Linked DNA regions of Mus musculus: region 1 is linked to region 2. The links are chromatin loops, found by intact Hi-C in ENCODE. Cell type or tissue: gastrocnemius. All regions are shown on one strand. Links, peaks and the distances in the headings refer to the core of each region. The heading gives the core; the rest is flanking DNA.

The links. A loop is a pair of places that touch in the nucleus more often than their neighbours do. Peaks named below come from ENCODE experiments on the same cell type or tissue, not always from the same donor. Only the 100,000 strongest peaks of a DNase experiment are listed, where the experiment ranks them.
Region 1: a loop joins it to region 2, with 6 times the contacts of the local background. A loop is called at or near these places in 30 of 42 quality-filtered maps.

The regions. Positions count from the first base shown.
Region 1 is chr11:30,235,944-30,244,624 of GRCm38, reverse strand. It overlaps Gm51887 (a long non-coding RNA gene), which reads right to left. Exons shown (of 3, transcript XR_003949652.1): 3 at 7,385-8,681. It also overlaps a transcript of Sptbn1 not described here. Among named protein-coding and RNA genes, the nearest start is that of Gm51887, 19 kb to the right of the region's middle. In gastrocnemius, for the core only: a CTCF peak has its summit at 6,490 (motif pointing left); DNase peaks (open chromatin) are centred at 822 and 6,463; H3K4me3 peaks cover 1,507 bases; H3K27ac peaks cover 4,370 bases.
Region 2 is chr11:30,653,396-30,662,076 of GRCm38, reverse strand. No RefSeq gene overlaps it. Among named protein-coding and RNA genes, the nearest start is that of Acyp2, 8.3 kb to the right of the region's middle. In gastrocnemius, for the core only: a CTCF peak has its summit at 4,773; a DNase peak (open chromatin) is centred at 4,781.

The DNA.
Region 1 (8,681 bases), core at 504-8,503, 420 kb after region 2:
TGTTGTCTTTGTTATTTTTCCAAAACAAATTTTTGTTTCTAATTTTGTTGAATAATAACATCTACCAATCAGTTACTTCTTTCATTCATGACACTTACTCCAACTTAACGTTTTTGATGAGTCCTTATTCAGGAAAGTAAAAAATGTAGTTTGTCAGTTGCTTGTGTATTTGGCACTTAGGTATATAATTAGCACATGTGGTATACAGAAGCCTAGGCACTCATTTATCAGGTAGCAGTAGTTAATTAGTTTCTGCAGACCCTAAGATAATGGAATGGTTGGGTGGGGGAGTAGGTGGGGACAGAAGAGTGAGTCCTCCTCCTCTCAGTCTTTCACCTCCCAGCATAGGGATGTGTGGAGTTGCAAACAGGGAAATCAAAACTGAAACAGAACAGAAAACCCATAATGCTTGGTTACATTTGAATGTCAGATAAATAACATCTTTTAAAGTATTTCTCATACAGATTTTAGAGCTTATATTGAAGTTTATTTCTAAAATCTAAGACCAGTTTTAATTGATGTCCAGTCTTTATCTGAGAATCTGGGTTATGTAGGCCAAAGCTTTTGCCCTATCCCTCATAATGCAAATTGAGTGTAGGCTGGATCCCATTGTGAGTGTCATTTTAACCTGTTAAACGTCTGGATTCTGCCGCCTTTAGAGGTGAGCAGTTGAGAGGTTAATGGTGCTGCTGAGTGCCCACTCAGGCCAAGATGGACAGGAACTCAGTCTGATTGCCATGGCAACAGGAATTCTATTTGTTCTGTAAGGAATTCTTTCTTGGCAGTGAGTGTAAATGGCCACAGCCAGCTTTCTCTTAGAGGGGGGAGTTGGCTGGTTGGTTGGTTGGTGTGCCTCACTGAAGCTCCTGCCAACTCCAGAGTTGGGTTCTGTGATTGGATGACTGTGCACAGTAACTGGGGGAAGAGAGTATAACTTTGGGTCACATTTACTTCACTTGTCTCCAGAGAGTCTTCCTGCTCAGCAGTGCTACGTTGAAAAGCTTTTTGTATCAGCCTTGGAATGCTGTCAACAGCCGCCCTGAAGAGCATTACATGCCGTTGGGAAATGCTTATTGGAAGAGGAGAGGCTGTAGAAACCTGAGTGTCTTTGGGTGCTCCTTACATCATGTATGACACCTCTATAAGTCAGGGTTTCTAGCAGAAGCTTCACGCGGTTAAGGAGCCATTTGGTGACGTCAGTAATGGCGAGTGGAGCTTGAAGCAGTGCCTGCTGGAGAAGAGCGCACCAGAGCAGGACTTTACACCAGTACCTGCTTTTTAATTGCTGCCATTCAAGAAATTGAATGTGTCCATTGAAAAGGCACAGACTTATCCTTTGAAGAAAAATACAGAATGATAGTAGTTTACAATTAGGCACAGCGATTGTGGAAGATAAAGAGAGAAATCCAATTAGAGATGTTTGTTCAAAATATTAGATTTTCGGTGTACCTGGTTGTTGAAAGGTGATGCTCCTGATAGGTAGGCTTTGGCTGGTGGTAATTATATGAAAAAAAAAATCCTCTCTTTTTGTCTTTTCTGAGAGGTGTTTTTTTTTTTTTTTTTTTTTTTTGTCCTCATTAATTTCCTTAGAGGCCAAGCACTTACTTTACTTTTGACAGGTGAGCATCTGCCATGCATCAAAAGTTGATTTACATCTTAGGTGCAGTTGTTTGGCTTAATTGTTCATATGTTAGTTACCCTGTTTGCATTTGTATGGCTGCTACTCAAGATATGTTTGAGGTTTAGAGTAGTAATTCTCAACTTAGTCTCCTACTGGTGTCACTGAAGAACCTTAAAAACTCTCTGGGGGCTGGAGAAATGGCTCAGTGGTTAAGAGCACTGACTGCTCTTCCTAGAGGCCCTGAGTTCAATTCCCAGCAACCACATGGTGGCTCACAACCATCTGTAATTGGATCTGACGCCCTCTTCTGGTGTGTCTGAAGAAACTGACAGTGTACTGACATATATAAAAAGGAATAAAATATGTTAACAAATATTAAAAAAAAAACCTGTCTGGGTCACATTTCCCAGAGTACTGATTTCATTGTCCTACAACATAGGCACAGGGACTTAGAAGAGCTCTCTGGGTGTTTCCTTCCATGCAGTGCCAGCCTATAGTCTATCCTCTGGTCTGTTCTCAGAATTAAGGCCTAACCAGTATTGTCCAGTAGGCTGGCCACAAGCCTGAGGTTTCTAATTATATTTAAATTAAATCAAACATAATAAAATTAGATACTCTCTTCTTGGCATACTGGCTGCCTTTGAAATGCTCAGTAGCCCGTTTGAGTTTGAGGCTCCATATTAGACAGCACAGATAGACAGTTTTACATCATAGCAAAAGTTTGTGTTAGACAGCCTAGATCCAGGATGACCATAGAATGTTGGCAGAACATGGGAGGAGCTGTGAACATTTGAGAAGTCTGACACAGGAAGGGCAAACTTAAAATAAAGCTAATCGAGTAGGTTTTGCTCCACATCTGAAACCACCATATATTTTCTAAGCAGTCTTTTGCTCAGTGATCTTTTGGGCAGCAGAAGCCCTAGAGCAGTGGGTACTATAGATTGTGTATCTATCTCACGGAAATTTCCCATTGAAAGCCAGCTGGCCTGAGAAGTGTGGCCAGAACCTAATGGCAGGCAAATGTAAACTTACGTGGGCCATGGCAATAAGTGACAGAGTGCATCTCACCTGATTCTGCTGTAGAAAGACCCCCTTTGCCTCCTTTTACTCCTAAACCCACTTCTCATTAGTTAGTGGGAGTTAGATAGAGCTAACACATGTTTCCAGAAAAGTGAACTTCCACTGTAGACCCCATCTTTTGAGGGTCCAGGGAGGTGAAAGAAAATGAGTCACATTTGTTTTTAGACATATGACATAAGATTCAAGCACACTTAAGGCTATGAAAAGGTGGAGGGTCAGAGGAAAGGGGATGTAGTAAAGCAGGATTATCGAGGCTGTGCCTTCCTCAGGCAGGTCCTCTGGTAAGAATGAGAGGCCTACCATGGAGAGGCTGTCCTGAGGTCATTGGTTTGGCCTCAAGGCTCTTTGCTGGGCCTGGCTCACACTTGTATTTTGGACATTAGCACCTCCTTAGAAACTGTTTCTGTGGTTTTTCCTGAGCCTACCAAAAAAAGAAGCCAACAAGTGTTGATGGAACAGGGAGTAAGTAGGCAGAGCTCTGAGAGTAGACAGGTCACAAGCATGCATCCAATGGTGCCTACAAGATTGGTGGTGTCAGGTTTTGTAAGTAACGTGTGCTTTTTTTTTTCTTTCTGGTTTGATTTTGTCTGCTGTCATACTTTTCGATTGCTGTGATAAGACACAGTGACTAAGACAACTTTAAAAAGAAATTGTTTAATTTGGCCTTATGGTTTCAAAGGGTTAATTGTCCACAGTGGCAGAACAAAGGCTTAGCAGCAGGAACAGCTGAGGTCTCACTTGTAATCTGCAAGTAGGAGGCAGAGAGAAAACAAACACTAGGAGTAGAGAGAGCCTTCAGAAACTTTGGAGCCTGCCTCCATCCAGGCTCCACTTCCTAATCCTAGCCCTGGCTTGAATTCACTATACCACTCGGGATGACGTTTGTCTCTTGATCTGCTTGACTCCAGCTCCCCAAGTGCCATTAGACGTGGTTCTATGTGCTGCTGGAGATCAGATCCAGGGTATCATGTGTGCTGAGGAACAACTTGTCCAACTATGCTGCAGTGCTACTTTGTCAGTCCCAACTGTTCCTCCCCTTCCCATTGCCAGGGATTTCTGCTAACAAGAACATGTACTTGGGTCCTTTACTATTTTGAATTTTGCCCATCTCTCTTGCTTTTATTCTGCCAGGCTTTAAACTCTTCCATCAAGCTCCGAAAGCTAGGTAAGAACAGGAACTTCTGCAAGCAGGAACATGGAAGGTGGTTAGGACAGAAGTTCAAGTTCAGGTGATTCTGGTAAGCAGCCGAGTTGAGAACCACTGGCCTTATTACCACACCGCATCTTTCACATGAAGAAACCAAAAACCAGGGAGGTGAGCTGATTTCTTTATGGCTAGAGGAGGCCAGAGGTAAGAGTAGACCAGCGACTTTCCAAAGTCCCTTGTACCTCTGAGCAACAGCCATTCTCTGGTTTCACCTAAACTGCTGTGGCATCTGACTCGTATTGCAGTCTCCTTCCTAAAATCCCTTTCTTTTATGTTTATTTTTTATTTTGGGCAGCAAGTTGTGGTCTTCTGTTTCACCCCAGAAACTATTTCTTGGCTCATTTGAAAAGGCGACATGTCACAGGTCCTGTGTGGCCACACAGCCTGGATATGGGAGTTGAGGGTGATTTGGACCCTTTTTCTCAGGTTGGAGTTGCTGCCTTTTTCTCCTCCTGCTGGTTTCTTTGTGATTTAGTTTATCCTCCCTCTAATTAAAATAATAATAATAACAATAATCAACAACTATCTCTTGACATATTTTGGCTGCGGGATAAATCCAGATGGTACATTTCTATAGAAAAAAGTTGGGCAGTGGTGTCACACTCCAAGTACTCGGGAGGCAGAGGTAAGCAGATCTCTGAGTTCAAGACCAGTCTGGTCTACAGACCAAAGGTTTCAAGACAGAGGGAGTTTCAAAACAGCAAGGGCTACCGGAAGAGAAACTTACTGGAAAGAAAAAGAAAAACCAATCACACTTTTCCTACTTTTCTTCTTTAAAAAAAAAAAAAAAAGATTATTTATGTATATAAGTATACTGTAGCTTCAGACACACCAGAAGAGGGCATTAGATCCCATTACAGATGGTTGTGAAACACCATATGGTTGGTTGCTGGGAATTGAACTCAGAAGAGCAGTCAGCCCGCTTAACAGCTGAACCATCTAGCTCCCTTTTTTCTTTTCTATTTTTGATTTTCAAAGACAAGGCTTCTCTATATAGCTCTGACTTTTCTGTAACTCGCTCTGTAGACCAGGCTGACCTCAAACTCAGAGATTTACCTACCCCTGCCTCCTGAGAGCTGGGATTAAAGGTATAAGCCACCATGCCAGGCTCTTTTATCTATTTTCAAATCTTAAATTTTTTTGAGATTTAAAATTTATTTTTATTTTATGTATATGAGTGTTTGCTGCAAGAAGAACTCAACTTTCAGTTTTAATGAGGCTATTAATCTTACAGAGAGAGGATTTAACTCTGTACATGGAGTAATAACAAGCACATTGCTAGGCAACTTCTCAATTCAGTGTGACAAAAATTAAGAGTATTGTTACCATGAGAAGCTAGCACAACAATTTAAATTTTCTATAAAAAGCTAAGAAAGAAATTTTAATGCTTGCTTTTGGCAAGAGACTAAAATGATTGTACTATGAAAAATATGGCAATATGGAGATACAAGCTGTTGATTATTAGAATCTTAATTTTGATTTGTGAGCTGTTTTAGTTTTTTAGTACCTTTATGAAGATTGAACATCCAAAAGTCTCTGGTTGATATTCTTCTGTGAAATCCAGCTGAGTGTGAAGTTATGTTTTGGTTTTGCAGGGCTGAGGATTAAACTGAGGGCCTCACGCATGTGCGACAAGTACCTTACCACCGAGCCTCCCTTCACTCTGTAGCCCCTCAGCAGGGTTTTTATTAGTTGCACCTTTCAGGATAAAGGAGAGGATCTATGAAAACGAATACAGACCCAAAATATATTCAAATTCTAGCTGTATTCCTAGAGCATACAAGAATCCTTGAAGATTTATAGAACCACTCTTAAGAGTCTGATCAGTTTTCTTGGGTTAATAATTGGAGGAAGGAAAACAAATGTTATAGAGGTTTTATAAAAAGTTTTTCATTGGGGGATTAACAAGGGAGACTAAATTTAGGGTCTCATGCATGCTATGTGTGAGTGTCCTACCACTGAGATACATCTAAGCCCTCTTTTCGCTTTTTATTTTGAAGTAGGATCTCTTAAAATTGCCCAAGCAGGGCTTGAATTCCCGTGAATGTGTTTTGTTGCACTAAGTTGACCACCTTGGCTGTTTTGTAAAAGATAGGTGAGAGACCTCAGTTAGAATGTTAAGCACATCCTGGGAATTTGTTAGTTCTGGGGCACAATCCTTGGCGTGTTGACACAGTGAGCTTATCTAGGTAGAAAATGGAAAGATGGGTAGCTAATGAAGGGAGAGGAGGCTTGCCCTTACTCTCCAGAATGACTGTTAGCTGGGTAGATGGAAAAAAAATGGTCATGAAGTGAGGCAATGAGAACACTGTTTCTCTGAGGACTGTTCTGTTACGGAAGAGCAGAGAAAGCTGAAGAACGAGTAAGCTGAGGTAAGGCAAAAAGCCTCCTACTCAAAAGATGGAGGAGGTCATTGGAAGCTTTTAGTTTAGTTCTCTATGTCTTTCGAGACCTGTTCAAGGGCTGGAAAGGGGGCTCAGTGGTTAAGTAACTGGGCCTCTTCCAGAGGGTTTGTCTCTGAACCAAGTTTAGCAGCTCATAACCGTCTGTAACTCCAGTACCAGGGGATCTGATGCCCTCTTCTGGCCTCTATGGGTACCAGGCATCAAGCAGTGCATAGCAGTACATGCACAAAATAGCCACACACATAAAAACAATAATAAAAATAAAATACACATATTTAAAAGCTCCACTTAAGCTACATGACGAAGAGGATGAGTGTTTCAATAGCTTAAAATTCTAAGTAGAGAAACTAGTAGGTATATGTGGCAACAATTCAGTCAAGAAATGGCACGGAGGGAGGTGGATCACACCTTTAATCCCAACAAGGCCAGCCTGGTTGACATAGTCATATTCTGTCTAAAAAAAAAAAAAACCAGGCATGGTGGCAAACACATTTAAACCCAGAAGTTGGGAAGTGGAAGCAGGAAGATCTCTGTGAATTCCAGGAAAGCCAGGGCTATATACAAAGACATTGTCTCTCTATAAAACAAAACAAAAGTATACAAAACAAAACCCTTTAAGAGGCTATTTCTGATTCATTTAAGTACTTTTCTTCTTCTTATAGATATATATGAAATGTGAGTGTGTATGTATATATATATATATATGTGTGTGTGTGTGTGTGTGTGTATTCATTCCATGTGTATAGAGAATGAAGATCACAGCAACAGAAAGCAGATCTTAGTTATGTGTAGACAGAAGGAATATACTGATTACTTGTTTTTCATTTGTTAGGTTTTTTTTTTTTGGCTTTGTAATTGTGGTGGCTATTTCTGAGGTATGTGTGTATGTGAAAGCTTAAGCTGTATAATGTACAATATAGTCTATGTTAGTTATACCATAATAAAGCTTTGTTTCCTAGAGAATGCTCAGACAAGCCCCCTCTCCACTTGCCTACCTCTCCTGACTCTATTGTATCCCACACAACCTGCTTAAAGTCAAGAACAAGGGCAGGAGTATGTCAGCAGCTGCCATCCTATGAGGCCTGCCAGGGTAAGTGCAGGGACTGAAGTGTGCAGTCAGAAATGCTCAAAGAAGTTAGCTTGTATGGGCATAAGAGGGACGCTTGCGTGAGCATTTATGTGAGCATGCAGGGAGGCTTGTGTGAGTATGAGGGGAGACTTGTGTGAGCCTGAGGGGAGGGTTGTGTGAACCTGAGGGGAGGCTTGTGGGAGCATGAGGGGAGGCTTGTGTGAGCATGAGGCGGAGGACACAGCTGTTGACATGCTGAGCCTAGAGACATTGGGGATTTGTCGCAGGAGATGGGACTCATGTGATCAGCCTACACTTCAGGGTTCTGTTTTGAAAGCTTCAGGTCAGCATGGATGGGTGATAAGCACTCAAGGCTCTTATCTCTAGGAGAATGAGCAATCAGTCAGGAATTTGGGGTTCAGAGCTCAAGGACTCCTCAGGGATGCTAGTCCTCCATCTGTCTAGAATATTCCTGTTTTGGAAAACCTTGTTATCTAAGACAGGTCTGTTGTGCCAGAGTATTGGTGTGTCCAAGAAACTGGATACCCTGTTGGAATCTTAACTGCATAAATGCTTAAAATTTTTCATTTCATATAAAACTTCTTTATAGAAGAAACTAAAAATATATATATAGTTTAAAAATAAGGAATTTTAAATGGTCTTCAATTCCACCACCGAGTATTAGCTACTTTTAATGTTCTTACATGTAATATTTCATATTAAGTGCATATTTTAAAAGAAAAGTAAAATCATAAGGTTCATACTTTACTTCTTATTTCTTAACTTTTTATTGATTCTTTGTGAATTTCATATCATGCACCCCAATCTCACTCATCTCCTGTCCCCCCGTATTGGACTTGTGCTGTTGCAATCTTCCTCAAAAAATAAAATAACAATAAACACACACACATACAAACCATCTCACAGAAGAAGCTGTGGTGTGTCAATGTCACACAGGATACCTATTGCCTAAACAGTTACTTGCAGATGTTCATTTCATTGAGTCATTGGTGTGGTACAAGGCCTCTGGGTTCTGCTACCATATCAATACTGGATCCTCACGGGGATTCCTTTCTGATGTCCTGTTGTTGCCCTGTGACATGAAGGTCTTGTAGTTTTGGATCTGTAGCCCCAGCAGTTCACAGATGGCATAGATGTTGGGGTGGGCCAACTCAAAGCCCTGGATGATGGTGAGTTGTTCAGCTCACCAGCTCTCTCCTACACCTGCTCCATCAGGGTGAGCTCCCCTGCTTTGCCCAGGCAGGAGTGAGGTCAGCTATCCTGCTTAGGGCAGCTGGC
Region 2 (8,681 bases), core at 131-8,130:
GAGAGAGAGGCAATGTCTCATACTTTTGTGTCATTGAGGGAATCTGGTAGGGGGTAGAGTGGAGCATTAATGTTAGTCAGTGAATATCAGGGCTCCTCAGACATTAGGAGTAGATGAAAAACTCTAGAGGGAGTTGGTTGAAAAGAAAAGGAAATGTGTAGCTTTATTATGATATCTTTGCCCAATAATGGGGTTGAGCAATGAGGTATGATGGGGAAGGAGTTGGCTATTACGTGGACCCAGAGGAATCAGAGGAGGGGCCCCATAGTGCTTGGATGATGGGGCTGACTGTGAACATTCACCATGATTGATGATCTGAGGAGAATAAGTTTCACTGCAGTAATCAGGAAATATAGACCAAGTAGCTTCAGAATCTATTAAGAATAACAGAGACTTATTAGCTACCAGGACAGTTACCCTAGGTTCCTCAGTAGTAATTTTGATTTTATTGGGAGTGAAGTCCAAGGGCAGCATCAGTCTTCAGCTGCCAGGCCCAGAAGATCCAAGAGACTTTTCTGTGAAGGAGGAAATTGGGGAAAACATCTGCTTTGTCTAGGCAAAGAGGGTCAGTCAATTCTCTAGTGTCTTGTTTATCCACAGTTTGGACAGGGTCATTGTGGCAGGCTGAATGAAGGCAGATTTTCACCAGTTTCTGGCTTTGCCACATTTAAAGCAAGCTCCAGGTGTCGTTCTTCTCTGCCTCATCTTCTTCGGAGAAGACCTAAGGGCTACAGCTAGGAGCTGGTACTCTATCATGAGAAGCTTTTTCTGTCTTTTCCTGTACATCTCCTTCATTAAATACCATAAATGCTACAGTGAACAGATCTCTTAGGGGATGTTTGAGGCCCATCATCCAGCCTCTTAAGTTTTGAAGAAAAGTGAGAGTTAAGGAAAAGCTACCCTTGAAAATTAGGACAATCTAGCTTTTCATACTAAAGGAAGGATTGTGTAAGCATAGTGAGGACCTGGGCAGATTTTTCATCTAGATTCTGGGTGACCTCCTTCAGTTTATCAAAATTAATTTCCTTGGAGAGTACTGGAGAAAGAGTTAAGTTGAGGAGATGCCCAGGGTCAGGGTCATGGTTCATCCTTTATATTGAAGTCTTTTAAAAGAGTGGGAACAGAGGGCTCTAGATCCTGACCAGCTTCAGGAAGGGGCTTGCTTTTTTTTTTTTAGAACCTGGTGAACATGGTATGAGTACAGAGGGAAGGGTGAGAATGAAAAGTGAAGAAAGCCCATACATAGGTGGACTCAGACCACTTTCCCATGCAGTGTTAGTGTTTGTCAAGATCAGCGAAGATTTGATGTCAAATATGCCATCCTTTGCCCATTGAGACTGATTTTCAAGTTTGTATTATGGCCGGCCCATGTTGCAGTAAAAACAAAGTGACAAAGCTTAATAATTTCAGTAAATCCTAGGGTAGGTAGAGATTTGAGTAGACAAGCAAGCAGAGTTGAGGGGTTAGGTTTTTAGTGGGAAGATCCTAAGGCAGACCAGGGGGAAGCGAGACATTCTTAGTTCCATCCAGAAGGATTAAAGGAAGAGCAGAGAAGGACAAGTGCTGCGATGAGAATTCCAATCTAGGTTTCCTCAAGCAGACTGAGACTTGTCAGATAGAAATGTCCTAAATCACACAGGAGAAGATACCTTTCCATGTGATGGGGGCTCAGTAGGACTAGAGGAGCATCCTGATACACCAATGTGAAATTCATGGTAATTATAGACAAGACTCAGGAGTGAAACATAGTATAGGAGAGATTAGTATACGTTAGAGCAGGTCAGGAGAAACATATGGAGAGGCTTTTGGGGGGAAAGAAGGGCTCCAATATAGGAAGAGTGGTAAGTGTCTTAGTAGAGAGATGCTCTTGTAGTGGATACCCTGGAGGACATAGTTATCTTCAGGAGCAAAAGAGATGGAGAGATGCCCAGATGAGAGGTGCTCAGGAGGGCACAGTAGGCTTCAGGAGTCAGAGAGAGACTATTTACTGAGCAGGTGAGAAGATACTGATAGGTAGAACAGGCAGAGGGAAGAAGTGGCTGAAGAGTAAAACTCTAGAATTTGGAGTCAAATACAGTGGATGGTAGAAGCCAGCATGGACAAGTCATCCCCTGCTAGAAAGGAAACATTGACAATTTGGTTGGATTAGGAGAAGCTGAGATTCTTGGAAGAGGGTTCATATATGCCCCTCCCAGGTTTTGAGTACCAGATGAATGAAATGGGCACAGTAAAGAAAAATAGCTGGTCCATGGGTGAAAAGGGGAAAGTTTATTCCAAATTGCCAAAGTTGTCTCTTGCGATATCAGAGAGAAGTGCTGGGATGGGGCTAGGGAATGGGAGAGGGATCTCTAGGATCACATGGGAATGGGTACTTGGGAAGAAAAGAGCCTGTGAGTTGGGGTGGGGGCTTTTGCTTGGAATGAGGGAACCTAGAAGCTAGTGTTGACCTAAACATTCTAATAATAGACATCACAGCCACATGTTAATGGGACAGCTATATGTTCCTTTTGCCAGAAATAAGTAGAATGATTCCTTTTAGCAAATGGGAACTATCTTTACGTCCCTGAGGGAGTGTTGGCCTTTGTCTAAATGCCAGGCTTTGGGGAAAGGAGTTTTTTGGGCACTGACACAGAGGAATTTGGGTTATCACCTTGTTATTCCCTTTGCCTGGATCCATGCCTCCCATTTTCTCTTCTGATTTTCTTTGATCTATTCTTTAGGTGTGGTTTCCTCAGACTCTCCCTAACATACCTCCAGTTTTTAAATAGAACACCACATTATCCTCAATACCCGCTTATGGCACACATTCATCTTACTATAGTATTTGCTAACAAGTGAATGAAAGACCATCGGAAAGTGAGATTTGCCTCTGTGTAGGATTCTGTTCCTGGTGATCTTAAACAATTCCTTAAAGGTTCTGAGACTATTTATTTTGTTCTAAAATAGTTATAATACTTGTCTAACTTAGTCAACATGGTTTCTGTAAAGTAAATTAAATGGGAGGAAACTGCTGTAAGTTTGAATTAAAATGAAGACAAGATTTCCCCAAGGTATGGTTGAGGGTAAGGTTTTATTGTAGATGTGAAGGAAAGCATAGTTGGGGGCACTTGGAAGGGTCCAGACTGACAATGCCATGAGAAGAGTGAGAGAGGGAGAGAGCAAGAGAGAATGATAAGAGAGAGGTCCAACTGGAAAACATGAGGGGGGGCACCCTCTCAGAGGAGAAGGGGAGGGGCAATGGGGAAGGAATGTAAGGGGGGGCAGGGAGGGCAGTGTTTGGGATGTAAATAAAATAAATAAATAAAATTTGAAAAAACAAATCGAGAGAGAGAGAGAGAGAGAGAGAGAGAGAGAGAGAGAGAGAGAGAGAGAGAGAGAGAGAGAGAGATTATGAGCTGAAGTGTCTGGATTACATGGGAAAAAGAAGAAAAGAAGAAGCCTGGGGAAAGAGGATGGAAGTCCAGCTACTGGGCTAGAGAGGTTTAAGGTAGAGGTGAGAGGTTTTAAAACTTGAGAATAAAACTTTTTCAGCTTCCCAGAAAAGCGTATAAGATTCCTCAAAGAAAGCCACTAGCAATGGGTCGTTCATCACTGATAGCCCTGACATAGGAAAGATAAGCTTGGAGCTGAGTTGGTTCCTGGGAGCTGAGTTGGTTTCTGGTTTCTGGTTTCTGGCCTAAGGAGACAGCAAGGCTGGAGCTGAGTCAGTCTCTGTAATTCTTCAAGGCTTCACCAGGAATGGTAGAACTAACATAGCAACCTATTAAAATTGTACTAATATCACTGCTGCTAGGAAAATTGCCCTAATCCCACATAGAAGGAGCCTGAGAGCTTCTCTGGTGGTTGCCATTTTCATGAATGGTTGACCCCCTGCATGCTGGTTGTTTCTGCAGAAGAAACACCCTTTACTTTTGCATACTATTTGAGTCTGGGTTCTTCCTTCAGCAATTCTTGAACCTTAGCAGGGGCTAGGGTGAGAAGTGCTGGCAGGAGCCACAGGTGACCAGGTTTCTTTGTGACCTGACAAAAATCATCATTATTGTTGCAATGCTATAGTCATTTCACTGCTAACAGTTCTATATTAGGGTTTTATAACTGAAAGGTAAATAATTACAGATGAAATTGAGCAAAGCATTTCCTGTGTTGGAGTAAGCCCATCTTACTTATATAACAAATGCCTCTGAAACACATTGTGTTTCAACTAGACTGATGCATCAATGGATGCAGTATAAAAGCATTATGGCTTATAGATAAAGGCACTTGTCACCAAATGTGATGACCTGATTTTAGTCCGTGGAACCCACATGGTAGTAGGAGATCATCAATGCTCACATGTTGTACAGTGACACTGTTGAATGTGGATGCCTCCTAGACAGACAGACAGATAGACAGATAAGATAGAAAGACAGACAGGTAGATTAAAACCATCTTAAAACACATATTAAAGGAGTCAACCAGCATTTACTAAATGAATTTCCTTAACCTGTTTTTTCTATAACACCCATATCTAATAATAATCCAGGGCTGACTCTTCCATATTTAAGCCGCCTGTTGAGTGAAGAACCCTAACAGTACCTAAATCTGCTTGTCATTGAAAGGATTGCTATGTGTACAGGTTGTTTGGAAGTGTGATTTTGAAACTTTGAAATGAGAGGCAGTCGAGGTGCTGCATTCATTTCTATACTTGATCTTAGCCAAAAGAGCATGAAGTGATGCTGCTAACATTTCTGAAGGGATTATCCAATGCTCATAGCCTGCTTTGCCTTGGATGGTTGGTAGGTGGCAGCAAGAGAACAGAAATTATGCTTTATAACTAAGCAGCATTCCGTAAAGGTGCTTGGTTTGTTTGTATTTAGAGAGCTAGGTTTCATTTGATACAAGCTGGCCTCTACTTTGTAGTGATCTCACTGCCTAGACTCTCCCTAGTTCAGGGATTAAGGGAATGTACCACTGCACCCAGCCAGAAGGGTTCTGCTTAATGTTTATGTTTCATTAATTTATAAAAATAAAATATCTGCAAATGAAGTAGACAACAAATAATGTATCCTACGTAAGCCTGTCCTATAATATTTCAACACATTAGTTTTCAGAAGGTTGGGGGTTAGGTTTATTGTTCTTTACCTTCCTCTCTAATCCACACCCCTAGGTTCTGACTACAAAACCAAGGCTGAACTCCTGATTCTCCTGCTTTATTCTTCAGAGTGCTGTGATTACAGGCATGTGCCACCATGCCTGGCTTTTAGATTTTTTTTTTCACCAGTCTTTATCCTACATCTTTTTTTTTTTTTTAAAGATTTATTTATTTATTATATGTAAGTACACTGTAGCTGTCTTCAGACACTCCAGAAGAGGGCATCAGATTTCGTTATGGATGGTTGTGAGCCACCATGTGGTTGCTGGGATTTGAACTCGGGACCTTCAGAAGAGCAGTCGGCGCTCTTAACCACTGAGCCATCTCGCCAGCCCCCCTACATCTTTTAAGTATTGAACTTTTTAATGCTTCTTAACTGACATCAGGGTATGGCATATTTGAATTTCCATTCTGTTTAATTTTTGATCTACTTCTATTGTGAAGGTTTTGCCCCCAAGCATTAAAGTAGTCAAGGTTTAAATTACAGGGAAAAAAAAGGATGTACTTAGACAGTGTCTTAGTTAGGGTTTTATTGCTGTAAAGAGACATCATCACCAAGGCAACTCTTGTTTTTCCGTTAATTAATTTATTTATTTACTTTACATCACAATCACAATCCTGTATCCCTTCTCATAGGGCTCCTTCCTGTCTTCCGTTCTCCTCTGAGAAGGGGGAAGCCCCACCCAGCCACATGAAGTCACTGCAGAACTAGGTACATCCTCTCCCACTGAGGCCAGACAAGGCAACCCAGATAGGGGAACAGGATCCACAGCCAGGCAAGAGAGTCAGGGACGGGCCCTGTTCCAGTTGTTGTGAGACCTGCATTATTGGGGGAACCTTAGGTCCAGTCCATGTATGTTCTTTGGTTGGCGGTTCAGTTTCTGGAAGCCCCCAAGGGTGTAGGTTAGTTAACTGTGTTAGTCTTCCTATGGAGTCCCTATCTGTTCCTGGTCCCTCAATTCTTCCCTCAACTCTGACAAGCCCTCTCAAGCTGCATCTAATGTTTGGCTGAGGGTCTCTGCATCTGTTTCCATCAGCTGGGTTGAGCCTCTCAGAGGACAGTTATGCTAGGTTCCTATAACAGATTACCATTAATAGTGTCAGGGATTGGTTCTTGCCCATGGGATGGTTCTCAAGTCATTGGTTGGCCATCCCCTCAGTCTCTGCTCCATCTTTGATCCTATACTTCTTGTACACAGAATAAATTTGGGGTTGAAGATTTTGTAGGTGGGTTGGTGTCTTTTTCCCTCCACTGGGATTCCTGCCTGGTTACACAATATGGCCACTTCAGGCTTTATATCCCCCACTGCTAAGAGTATCAGCTAGAGTCTACCCTCATAGACTCTCTGTAGCCTCCCCCATCCCAAGTCTCTGGCACATCCTAGAAATATACCCCCCACTCACTCCCAGATGCCACATATTTCCATTCACTCTCCAGATCCTTTCTCCCTGGCTCTTCCTACACCTGATCTCTCCAGTCCTGTTTTCCTCTGGATCTGCTTTCTCAATCATTTCCCTCCCTTCATCAGCCCCCAATGACTACTTTGTTTCCCCTTCTGAGTAAGATTTAAGCATCCTCCTGTGGGCCCTCCTTGTTTAGCTTTTTTGGGTCTGTTGATTATAGTATGGGTATCCTGTATTTTATGGCTAATATATAAGTGAGTTATATATCATGTGTGTCCTTTTGGGTCTGGATTAGTTCACTCAGGATGATCTTTTCTAGTTTATCCATTTGTCTGCAAATTTCTTGATGTTCTTGTTTTCAATAGCTAAGTAGTATTCCATTACATAAATAAACCACAATTTCTTTATCCATTCTCAATGAGGGGCATCTGGGTTGTTTCCCATTTCTGACTATTATGAATAAATCTGCTATGAATGTAGTGGAGCACGTGTCCTTGTGGGATGATAGAAGATCTTTTGGGTATATGCCCAGGAGTGGAATAGCTGGGTCTTGAGGTAGAAATATTTCCAATTTTCTGAGAAACCACCAAGTTGATTTCCAATGTGGTTGTACAAATTTTCACTCCCTTCATCAATGGAGGAGTGCTCCCCTTGCTCCACATCCTCACCAGCAATGTGTTGTCCCTTGAGTTTTTGATCTTAGTCATTCTGATGAATGGAATCACAGAGTCATTTTGATTTGCATTTCCCTTATGACTAAGGATATTGAACATTTAAGTGACAGCCAGCCATTAGTGAACCCTCTGTTGAGAATTCTTTCTTTACCCCATTTTTAAATTGGGTTATTTGGTTTGTTGGTGTCTAGCTTCTTGAGTTCTTTATATATTTTAGATAGTAGCCCTCTTTCAGATGTAGAGTTGGTGAAAATCTTTTCCTATTCTGTATACCTCTGCTTTGTCCTATTGACAGTGTTCGTTGCTGTACAAAGTTTTTCAGTTTCATGATGTCCCATTTATTAACTGTTGAGCTTAGTGCCTGAGCTTTTGGTGTTCTGCTCAGGAAGTTGTCTCCTGTACCAATTATTTCAAGGCTATTCCTCATTCTCTCTTCTATTGCATTTAGTGTATCTAATTTTATGTGGAGGTCTTTGATCCACTTGGACTTGAATTTTGTACAGGGTGATAAATATGTATCTATTTACATTTTTCTAAATATAGAGCTAAACCAGCACTATTTGTTGAAGATGCTTTCTTTTTTCCATTGTAAGGTTTTGGCATCTTTGTCAAAAATCAAGTGTCCATAGGTGTGAGGGTTTATGCCTGAGTGTTTGATTCAATTCCATTGATCATCCTATTTCTATACCAATATCATGCAGTTTGTATTACTATTTCTCTGTAATACAGGTGTATTATGCCTATAATCAAGGATGGTGATACCTCCAGAAGTTCTTTTATTATACAGGATTGTTTTAGCTATCCTAGATTTGTTGCTTTTCCATATGAAGTTGAAAACTGTTCTTTTAAGGTCTGTAAAGAATTGTGTTGGAATTTTGATGAGAATTTCATTGAATCTGCAGATGCTTTTGGGAAAATTGCCATTTTACTACATCAATCCTATTGATCCATGAGCATGGAAGATCTTTCTGTTTTCTGATATCTTCTTCAGTTTTTTCTTTCAGAGACTTGAAGTTCATGTCATACATGTCTTTCACTTGCTTGGTTGGAGTTCTACCAAGATATTTTATATTATTTATGGCTATTGTGAAGGGAGTTGTTTCCCTGATTTCCCTCTCAGCCCATTTATCATTTGTATAAAGGAGGGCTACTGATTTTTTTTTTTTGAGGAATTTTTTGTATCCAGCCACCTTGGTGAAGGTGTTTATTAGCTGTAGGAATTCTCTGGAAGAACTTTTGGGGTCACTTATATATACTATTATATCATCTATGAATAGCTTTACTTTTACTTCTTCTTAACAATTGTACTGCCTTGATCTTCTTTAGTTATCTTATTGCTCTGGCTCAAACTTCTAGTACTATATTGAAGAGAAATTGAGAGAATAGACAGCTTTATGTTGTCCCTGATTTTAATGGAAATATTTTATTTAATTTTTATGTTGGCTACTGATTTTTTGTATATTAACTTTACT